2 separate regions of the Homo sapiens genome follow, and region 1 is linked to region 2. A link is an interaction called in ENCODE POLR2A ChIA-PET data of the cell type or tissue named here. Cell type or tissue: OCI-LY7. All regions are shown on one strand. Links, peaks and the distances in the headings refer to the core of each region. The heading gives the core; the rest is flanking DNA. Region 1 overlaps SLC9C1 (solute carrier family 9 member C1). Region 2 overlaps BTLA (B and T lymphocyte associated).

Region 1 (5,385 bases), core at 333-5,332, 190 kb before region 2:
TCAAAACTGCATCCAAGTAAAAATAATATCACAGGGACAGGAATTGGAAAGTCTTCCAAGTGCCGGTTCAAAAATGCTGCAAAAAATATGTTGTTACTGAAAGGCAATGAGATATCTCATTTATAGAACTTTAATGTGACATGATTTCTTAAAATTGTGAACAATGTCTTACAGTTTCACTACTTTTCATGAGTTTAAAATCCTCCCTCACACTTATCAGCACACAGAATCAGTGTAACTGTTAATCTACCGGGTTACTGTTTTACCTCTCCTATGATGTATCTCATTCTCATCTCCTTAGAAACTTAACAAACATTACTAGCAATTATTGGCTCTTGGGTTACTATTGAAATATTTATAGTAGTTTTGTACACATTATAAATCAGAGATTAGTTTCTTTAGCAATCCTGCAATAAAAGATTAGTAAGTAAACTTTAATGAAATCTGGTTCAGGAACAATGAGAAACTAGACCAACTTAAAAAACTAGTTGTGGAATAGTGGGTTTTGCTGCAACTGGTTCATTTTCCTCCTGTTTTCACTAATTCTGGCACAATCCGACACCATCGCCCTTCTTGTAAGGCTGAGCCTGAGAATGCAAAGCAGAGAGGCAGGACCAAAATCGAGGTGAATCTGGGAACCTGATAATGGGTCTCCGGGTGCAGTCTCTGAAACTGGAGGATATTGGGAGAAAAGGCTCTCCGATGTGGAGATAATGGGGAAGCTCTTGGCATGGTTGGCTGCAGGTATGTGATCCTGGAGGAGCGGGAGTCAAATAGGATACACCGATTTTTAATTCAAGGAACACATTTCTGAAACACTTTGCCACAGTGAAGGAAATAAGGAATTGTACTCTCAGAGATTTTGGGAAAAGATGCATGGGTCTTAGAAGATAATTACTCAAAATATGCAGGGAAGGAATAAAAGTGAAGGGTGTTTTTCTTACAGAACATAATTTGTCATATTTATTTGATCAAGACGTTGAAGATTTATATCATAAGGATCTAGTCTGAAGCATTAAGAAGAATAAGACATCGGTTTGAAAAGAGTAATATGAATTTTGCTAAAATTGAAGCAAGAACAAACATCAAATTTATGTTGACACTTGGGTGGAAGAATGGTGACTTAATTGATGCTTTATGAAAAGTTTATATATGTTTGGAGACAATGCTCCAAAGAGAACAGTTTATAAATGAATAATTAGTTTTAAGAAGGGATATGTAATGTTGAAGAAGAAGCCCACAGTGGCGGATCATCCACATCAGATTGTGAGAAAAAAACTAATCTAGTTCATGGCCTAATTGAAGAAAACCAACAATTAACAGCAGAAATGACAACCAACACCATAGACACACCTTACACAATTCTGACCGGAAAAGTTCAACAAACTTTACACCTGAGAGGTACAAAAACCATTGCACCCAGATCAGCTACAGACAAGAGCAGAGCTTTCAATGGCCATTTTAATAAATGGGCTCATGATCTTGAAGCATTTCACTGAAAACTTGTAACAGGAGATGAAACCTGTCTTTACCAGTGCGATCCTGAAGACAAAGCACAATTAAAGCAATGGTTACCAAGATACAGAAATAGTTTAGTCAAACTACAAGTGGACTGGTTGAGAACAAAGGTAATGGCAACAGCTTTTGGATGCTCAAGGCATTTTGCTTGTTGACTTTCTGTAGTGCCAAAGAATGGCAACATCTGCTTATTATGAGAGTGTTTTGAAAAACTCAGCCAAAGCTTTAGCAGAAAAATGCCGGAGAAAGCTTCACCAGAGAGTTCTTCACCACAGCAATGCTCCTGTTCGTCCCTCTCATTAAACAAGGGCAATTTTGTGAGAGTTTTGATGGAAATCACTAGGCATTCACCCTATAGTCCCAGTTTGGCACCTTCTCACTTTTTTGTCCTAATCCTAATAATTTGTTAAGGGCAGTACATTGTTCTTCAGTTAATAATGAAAAAAAAAAACTGCATTGATGTGGTTAAATTTCCAGAACTCTCAGTTCTTTCGGATGGACTAAATAGCTGGTATCATCCCTTAGAAAAGTGTCTTGAACTCGGTCAAGCTAATGTTTAGAAATATAGTTTATACTTTTATCTTTTAATTCCATTTTTCCACAAATTTTTGAAGTCTCCTTGAATATTCACCCTTTATAGAGGGGAAAAATTATTGTGACTATTCATGTTAACTTAAATTAATGCTGACTTAATTTTCTATTTTGTAAATATACACAAACATAAAAATTGATACAAATTTTGTTTATAGCCCTTAACAAACAAATTTGTGAAATAAATGCATTCAGAAACAAACTAAAACAACATTAATGGAATGGATGCTACTGTTTTACCGAGGAGTAAACATGGTACTGGCTGCTATGGAAAAAGTTACAGTCATGTGCCTTGTGATGATCGTTTTGTCTACAACTTTACTCTTTGCAGACCTCAAGACTATTGAAATGAGGGGAGGGGATCTGAATTCCCAAAAGAATGTCGACTGGGCATGGAGGCTCATGCCTGTGATCCTTGCACTTTGGGTGGCCAAAGCAGAAGGATCCCTTGAGGCCAGGAGTTCCAGACTAGTCCTGGCAACAAAATGAAATCCTGTCTCTACAAAAAATAAAATAATTAATGAGGCATGGTTGTGTGTGCCTGTGGTCCTAGCTGCTTGGGAGGCTGAGGTGGGAGGATCACTTGCACCCGAGGTTTTGAAGCTGCAGTGAGCTGTGATTATTGCCACTACAATGGGTGACAGAGCAAAACCCTATCTCTAAAAAAAAAAAAAAAAAAGAATGTCTTTGTTCTATGCAAATCCTAATTTGAAGAATTCTGCATTAAATTCTTTCCAAACATTTTTCTAACTCCAGTAAGCAGTTCAGTTTTTATTTGATTCAGGATTAGGCTTTGACAGTAGTTAACTAAATTGGATTAAAAGTTTTGTGAACTCATAGGCAGTTTTGCTTTTTTTAGATACAGGCAGTCCTTGCTTTGCACAGTTCCAATATGCATAAATATTGGTTACCACAGTTAAGTTAAATAAAACCAGTCCAACAATGTGGTTAATATTTCCATGACCACAGTATTGAGAAAACTTGCATAAATTTTGCTGCCAGCTCTTTAGTCCACAAATCACTGTGCAAAAAAAAAAAAAAAAAGATGGGCATCATGATCGGTCGCCTATTACATTACTTCTTTCAAAGTTTGTTGGTGATTCGTTACTGATCATCTGTTCAGTTCATGCACAGATAGCAAAGCACAAAGTGCATAGTAGTGTTGCCTCCGCGACCCCAAGGATTAAACTCGTGACCATTTACAAAAATGGATAATCAAAAGAGGTAACTGGTTAGCAAGGGACAGGGCAGCAAAGAAAAGTGATAATGCTGGAAGTGAAATTGGATGTGATTAGATTTGAAAGTGGTGACAGCAAAGCAAAGATAGGTTGAGACCCAGACCTGCATGAAATTGTAATACAAACCTATTTTAAAAGTCTGATAAATGTAAAAAGGTAAAGTTGCTTCAACATCTTTCAGTTTTAGTTGCACTGGGAACAGAGAGCTGCTTGTGGTTGAAATGGAGCATTTACTTGTTTGGATTGAAGACTAATCAAAAACAAATCCCAATCAGTTTGACTAGCATTCAGGCCAAAGTGATAACTTTAGTTACTGCATTGAAAGAAAATGGTAATGACAAGAAGACTGAAAGAGAATATATTATTACCAGTAAAAGCTGGGTTCATCATTTCAGAAGTCGGCATGAATTGATGTTAAGCTATCTCATGAAGCTGCAAGCTTCAGATAGAATGTTACAGAAGATAAAGCTGACTATGGGAATGTTAACGCTGCTGCTGTTCAAGAGGCAGTTCTAGATATGTAGCCAGGGGAATTTAGCAAAGTCAAATGTATAGACATAAATTAAGAAAGTGGTTGTTATGTAAAGAACAACCATGTCTCAGGAAGTGATGCCAGCAAAAAACTTCACATTAAAGGAGCTCTCAGATACTTCATTACATTGAAAATGCAAAGGATAAACTTTTGGAAGCTGACCCAAAGTTAAGAAGGAGTGAGACAATTTGCCAAGGCATAGAAAAGATGAACACTAGTAAGTTATATGGTAAGACAAGCATTATTCAAACTATTCTTTATAAAATTATAAAGAAATGTTTTAGTGTTTCAATGTTTCTAATATTTTAAATTACTAAAATATTTTAAATTACTAAAAGTTTTATTAAGTATACTAAATAAATATTAGTTTTACATTATTAGAAAAAAATACAATTTTTCTTTTTTTTTTTTTTTTTTTGAGACAGAGTCTTGCTCTGTCACCCAGGCTGGAATGCAGTGGCATGATCTCGGCTCACTGCAAGCTCCGCCTCCTGGGTTCATGCCATTCTCCAGCCTCAGCCTTCTGAGTAGCTGGGACTACAGGTGCCTGCCACCATGCCTGGCTAATTTTTTGTATTTTTAGTAGAAACAGTGTTTCACCATGTTAGCCAGGATGGTCTTGATCTCCTGAAAAATATTTATAGCCAACAACAGGAGAGGTTTTTGTTTTGAGAAGGTGTGATGCTATGTCACCAAGGCTGGAGAGCAGAGGTATGATCTCGGCTCACTGCAACCTTCGCCTCCCAGGCTCGAGCGATCCTCCCACCTCAGTCCCCCAAGTAGCTGGGACCATAGGTGTGCACCACCACTCCAGGCTAATTTTTTTGTGTTTTTAGTAGAGACGGGACTTTGCCATGTTACCCAGGCCAGTCCTGAGCTCCTGAGCTCAAGCAATCTGCCCACCTTGGCCTCCCACAGTGCTGGGAGTATAGGCATCAGGCACCGTGCCCAGCCAGGAGAGTTTTTAATCTAGCAAATTTAAAAGTCACAGAACAATCATAAATTTTTGCATAGATTAAGATTACACTGCATAATTTCAGCTTGCATGCTCAAAGCCAGGACTCCTTGCGTGGAAAACAAGCAAGGGAGTCCGCATATTTAACCAGATGTAAATATGCACATCAAGTCTACAAACAGCTATATTTTTCCTTATGGTATTCAGTTATAATTTAACATTTACTTTTTATTTTTTTTCTTTGAGATAGGATCTAGCTCTGTCACCCAGGCTGGAGTGCAGTGGCATGATCTTGGCTCATTGCAATATCCACCTCCTGGCTCAAGCAGTCCTCCTACCTCAGCCTCCTGAGTAGGCGGGACTACTGGTGCGTGCTAACATGTGCAGCCAATTTTTGGTTGTTGTTGAGACGAGGTTTTGCTGTGTTCATGGGCCTGGTCTTGAACTGCTGGACTCAAGTGATCTGCCCATCTCAGCCTCCCAAAGTGTTAGTATTACAGGTGTGAGCCACTGGACCTGGCCTAACAGTTAGTTTTCATATTGCTTTTATG
Region 2 (5,385 bases), core at 169-5,168:
TGAGAGATTGTTTCAACTTCCAATCCTGTTAAGGTTTAGAAGAGCTCTTTCTCACACAAACCTAAGATTGATGCAAAGAGAATGATGAAGTCTCAGCAATGTGCTATGCTCGCCACAACTCTAGCTGGAATACTGTGCGTGGTGAGCATGCCTCTCCCGTGACTCAAGGGAGCCCCAACCAACCTATTTAGCTTTTTAGCGCAAATATGAGTTGTCTTCTAGGAAATCATTATCCATGGTTTACAGGATTGGGAAAGAAAACAACAGGAAGAAACTAAAAATCCTTTAGCCCCAGAAATAAGAATGGCCCCAAATGTGTGGTACTGGGGGCAGAGGGAAAATAGAACCCACCTTGGTGCCTTCTCAGGCAGCAGAACAGGCAGAAACAGGTAGTGATGAGTAGAGGCAATCCCCCCAAAGGAAGTAAACGATACAGGAGCCAGGGTCTGCTTGCCATTTCGTCCTTGGAGGGTCGTTCTGAGGCACTTTTTACATCTGGAATGTTAGTAAATGCTAAAGAGAGTTAGGAAATCTGAGATATATTGGGATCAGCGGCACCCCTCTGCATTGTCAGAACTTGAGTGAAGGAGATTTCAGGCCAATGCCTCCATTTCCCCTTCAGAGGCATTCCTCAAGAATCCCAGTGCCCTCAGCCACCTCTTGCTTTCTTGCTGAGCAGACGTGGCTCTGCGATAATTTATCTTTTGCAGAAATTCTTTATTCTGATAGAGTTAATCTTCCACAGAACAATCTTCATGATAACTGTCAGAAGGTACTTCATTAAGCCTTTCTATTTACAGTATCTAACTCTCATATTCATCACTTAAGTAGGAAAACCATTGTCTTTATTTTGTCCCAAGAGTTGCTCCAAGTCAGATAGCTAGTGAGTGGCAATGGGAACTCAAGCCAACATGTTTGTAACAGGAAATTCAAGTTTCTTCAACACAATGTCCTTTCCTTGTCTCGTAACTTATCAGAATCTCCAAATATCAAATACTTTTGATAGCCTTAAAAGTGCTCTGCATGGCACACAGCTAATGCGCATTACTATTGATCAATGTTAATACGCATTGAGGCCCTGTTTGTCTGCAGTTGTTCACAGCTCATTAGCAGGTTGTGAAACAATTTAGTATGTCACAAATAGCATTTTAAAAAATGAAACAGAAGAGGATAGAAATCATCAGAATGCATCACACACACTAGAGCAGTGGTTCTCAAGCAGGGAACATGTGTGGCAATGTCTGGAGACATTTTTGGCTGTAACAAGGTAGGGGGAGGGAGGCTGGCAACCAGTGAGTAGAAGCCGGGGATTCTGCTAAACACCCTACACTATACAGGATGCAACCCCCACTTAGTGCAACAAAACATTATCCAGACCAAAGTGTCAATGGAGAAACTCTGTCTTATGGTTAAGTATGACCTTATGAAACTTTTTTATATTTGTGTGCATTATGGGTTGTGATGTAAGATCTGGTTGTTGTTGTTGTTGTTGTTTTTTTTAATTTTGGGTTACAGTTAACACAGTATGAAAAATACTGGAGTAAGATATTCTAAGGTCTGGCCTGGTGGCTCACACCTGTAATCTCAGCACTTTGGGAGGCCGAGGTAGGCGGATCACTTGAGATCAGGAGTTCGAGACCAGCATGGCCAAAATGGTGAAACCCCGTCTCTACTAAAAATACAAAAATTAGCTGGGCGTGGTATGCACCTGTAATCCCAGGTACATGGGAGGCTGAGACAGGAGAATCGCTTGAACTCGGTAGGTGGAGACTTCGGTGAACCGAGATGGTACCACTGCACTCAGCCTGGGTGACAGAGTAAGACTCCATCTCAAACAAAAAAAAAATTCTATTAATTATATTATAATGTTATTTTGTTTGGCTAGATGCTTAGGTTTGGGGTAAAAATGATTAGAGGCAACTGAAGTTGCACAAAAAGTGGTTTGGTTATTCAGAGTGGTAACAAATGTTGTCTATTGATGTTGCAGCTGCTGTTTAGGTTAGCGAGCAGCCAAACCACTGCCAGGAGTGCCAGAAACAGCTGCCTGGGGGAGGGTCTTGGATAGCAATGGGGACTAAGGTTTCTACAACAGATACCCTAATACAAACAGATCTGCTGGATCAAGAAGATCCAACTTCTGTTATTTCTTTAACCACCAAAAAAACCTAATTTCCTTAATTTTACTTGATTAGTTTGATCAAATAAAACTAATTCAGAACAAACTGTTTCTCTATTTCAGAACAAACTCAAAACTCCCCCTAACTTATTTTGAGTTTGTTCTGAAATAGAGAAACAAGGTAAATAACTGAAATTGATTGAGAAAATGATGAGGGTGTACTCTCACGTGTCCAAAACCAGAGCTAGCCTTGGGGAGGATTCCAGTGTTTGCACACTACCAGAGAATCCAACAATCTATCTCAAGATCAGTAAGCACAATTTGTGGAACATCAACCCCACGATCATTGACACAAAGTAAATATCTGGGCTTATTTTGAAGCTCACTGAAAGACTGTAAATACAACGCAATCTTTGTCTGTCTGCTTTGATCACCTCTTCCCCATTCCTTAAGCATAAGGACACAGTATAGTCTGCACAATGATATCTCTGGCACCTGGAATAAGAAGAGGCACATTCAGCAGGTGCTCCAAATCAGGGTGGAAGCCCACAAGGACTTCCTGCCCTCTCACTCCACACCCACTTTCCTGCCACAGATAATGATCACATTTTGGGGAAGTTCTTTTTTTCTTCTTCTTTTTTTTTTTTTTTTTTTTTGAGATGGAGTCTCGCTCTATCACCCAGGCTGGAGTGCAGTGGTGCAATCTCGGTTCACTGCAGCCTCCACCTCCTGGGTTCAAGTGATTCTCCTGCTTCAGCCTCCTGAGTAGTTGGGATTACAGGCGCCTCCCACCGTGCCCAGTTTATTTTTTGTATTTTTAGTAGAGATAGGGTTTCACCATGTTGACCAGGCTGATCTCAAACTCCTGACCTCAAGTGATTTGTTCGTCTTGGCCTCCCAAAGTGCTAGGATTACAGATGTGAGCCACCACGCCCAGCCTTGGGGAAGTTCTTAATCTGAAACTGACCAAGGGAAGTTTGGGAAGGGTGAAGTGGCAGGCCAATGGATGTTTCAAGGGCTGTTCCCCAGCTCTGTCAACTTTTCCCCTAGGACTTTGGCTTGTTGTGCAAGGTGCTTTTCTTCATTCTGGGAGAATAGTGCTTTCCCAAGAGCATCCAAGCCCCAACTCTGTCACAGTCCTGTTCTTACATGAACTTTTAACTTGAACATAAACAGCAAAAGAAAGTCACTTATAAAAACAAGAAAATGTCCAAAATCACTTCGGAAATATATTTCACAGGAAAAAATAAAATATTTTTTATCAGACCTCCAAAATTTCTTTATGAAAAGCATGGTCCTTAAACATATTTCCAAAATATATTTTTCTCCTCACCTTATACTTAGTTCACTGAGCACTTTCAGGTTCAGAAGGAAAAGGAATTTTTCTTTGACCCTCCCTGTTATTTTTGTTTTCACCACTTCACTAAAGAAAAATGCACACCTAGATTAAATTAGTTTTAAATCCACACAGAGTTTAAATTAAAGTTAATTCCTAAACAATTTACCTTTTGTGAAGGAAGTTAAAAGAAAAAAAAAAAAGAAATATTACACAAATTCCAGCCTTCCAGGACATTATAATCTTTCATGGGACCTAAAAGACATTTCCACACATTACTACAGTGAAAGGAAATGATAAATGAGAGGCACAGACTTAAATGGCATAAAAATTGGTAAAAAGGAGTGATCCCTTCCCCTCAGGTGATCATGAAAAGCTTCCTTAAGAACTTGGAAAATTAGCTGAGATTGAAAGGAGGGGTAGAATTTCCATAGGTGGAGACAGATGAATGGGTGCTCTACAAGTGGCAAGAGCAGCATACACAGGGCAATGATGGAGATGTGGTTATGGCAAGTAAGGCCGTCAGGCTGCAATTGAGAGGCTGTATATGGAATCCAGAAACAATCTAGAAAGGTGGTGGGATCAAACTGTGGAAGACTTTGAATGCTGGTTAACAAAGATGAGCCCAATATTGTGACCACTGGGGATGCTATGCAAGAGAGTGTTGTTATGAAGGAAGTGTATGAGGTAATTTAAGTGTATTTGGCTGAAATTGACCAAAATGGGGAAATACTAAAGACAAAGAGTCCAATCATAGAATTAATTGGAATTATTTAGAAGGAAGATAATGATGGTGCGAGATGCTTATAGAAGCAATTGGAGGAAACACATCACAGAGTGGAATGTTGTGGAGAGACAAGAGTAGGAAGCCAAAGAAAATTCTCTGGGATTTTCCATGAGGATCAAGAGCATTAATTAACAAACTGATAAGGAAGGGAGTGATAGGAAGGATAGGTGAGTAGGAAACTAAGAGAGTAGAAATGTTCAAAAAGAAACTGACAAGGCCCTTCATGTCTCCTATTTAGCTCTTAGACTTTCTCTTTCACCACTTCATACTTCACATACTTTGTTCCATAAAACCCCCCAAGGCACAGGATTTAGGAGGGAATGTTATTCCCTTTCCCCTAAAGTTGGGTTCTTTCCTCCACAAAATAGATAGATTGTTGATCCTAATCTCAGCCCCAACTTGATCCCTAGAACAGGCACCTTTATGCACTTTACAAACTACAGATTATCTTTAGTCATCATGAATGACCCAAATATGGGATAGAGCAGAAATTGCAATGCTACTTTTGTGTAACAGACTTTTGTATCACAATTAATTATTAACTTCTGACCTTTCATCTGACCTTGGCTAAATTCATGTCTCGTATAGAAGTAGATTAGTTCCCATAAAGAAAGACTGAATTACACAAGGCTTCTCTTCCAAGGAAGGTGGACTCAATGCCTCAAAATTTAATTTTATTATACATTATGTTAATATATTATATAAATTAGTTAATAGCACTTATTTATTCAATAGTATATATCATTCTAGAATTAATATTTTGCAGATTTTCCTTATTTTTGTAATTTATTTTACCTGTTTAAAAAATAGTATTTGTTAAAAATTCAATATTTTGTCTCATTAATGTGAATTAATAATGCAATTCTTTCCAGAAAGTGTTCATTCCATACATCCTTAATATAGCCTTCTCCAGGTTGATGAAGACAATTTTTGTGCTTTGCATATACTATGTTCTTTAATTCATTTACAAAGAAATATTTAGTGAGCCCCTACCATGTGCCAGGTACCCTGCCATCCATCATACAGAGCAAAGATGTTTAAGACACAGCTTCCATCCTGAAGAGGTTTATAAGCCAGTGCATGGATGGTCACAAGTAACTAGCACCGAGCTTCACGCTATATTTGCAAAAGCAGAGTCCCTAACTC

What was found. Peaks named below come from ENCODE experiments on the same cell type or tissue, not always from the same donor. Only the 100,000 strongest peaks of a DNase experiment are listed, where the experiment ranks them.
Region 1: POLR2A ChIA-PET joins it to region 2 with 6 read pairs; 2 of 35 experiments call an interaction of 5 or more read pairs at or near these places.

What each region holds. Positions count from the first base shown.
Region 1 is chr3:112,280,708-112,286,092 of GRCh38, forward strand. SLC9C1 (solute carrier family 9 member C1) reads right to left here. Exons shown (of 29, transcript NM_183061.3): 3 at 1-76. Among named protein-coding and RNA genes, the nearest start is that of SLC9C1, 11 kb to the right of the region's middle. In OCI-LY7, for the core only: no CTCF peak of the experiment used is centred there; no DNase peak of the experiment used is centred there.
Region 2 is chr3:112,470,861-112,476,245 of GRCh38, forward strand. It overlaps BTLA (B and T lymphocyte associated), which reads right to left. Exons shown (of 5, transcript NM_181780.4): 3 at 352-495. Among named protein-coding and RNA genes, the nearest start is that of BTLA, 26 kb to the right of the region's middle. RefSeq lists an enhancer at 2,804-3,304. In OCI-LY7, for the core only: no CTCF peak of the experiment used is centred there; a DNase peak (open chromatin) is centred at 2,681; H3K27ac peaks cover 472 bases.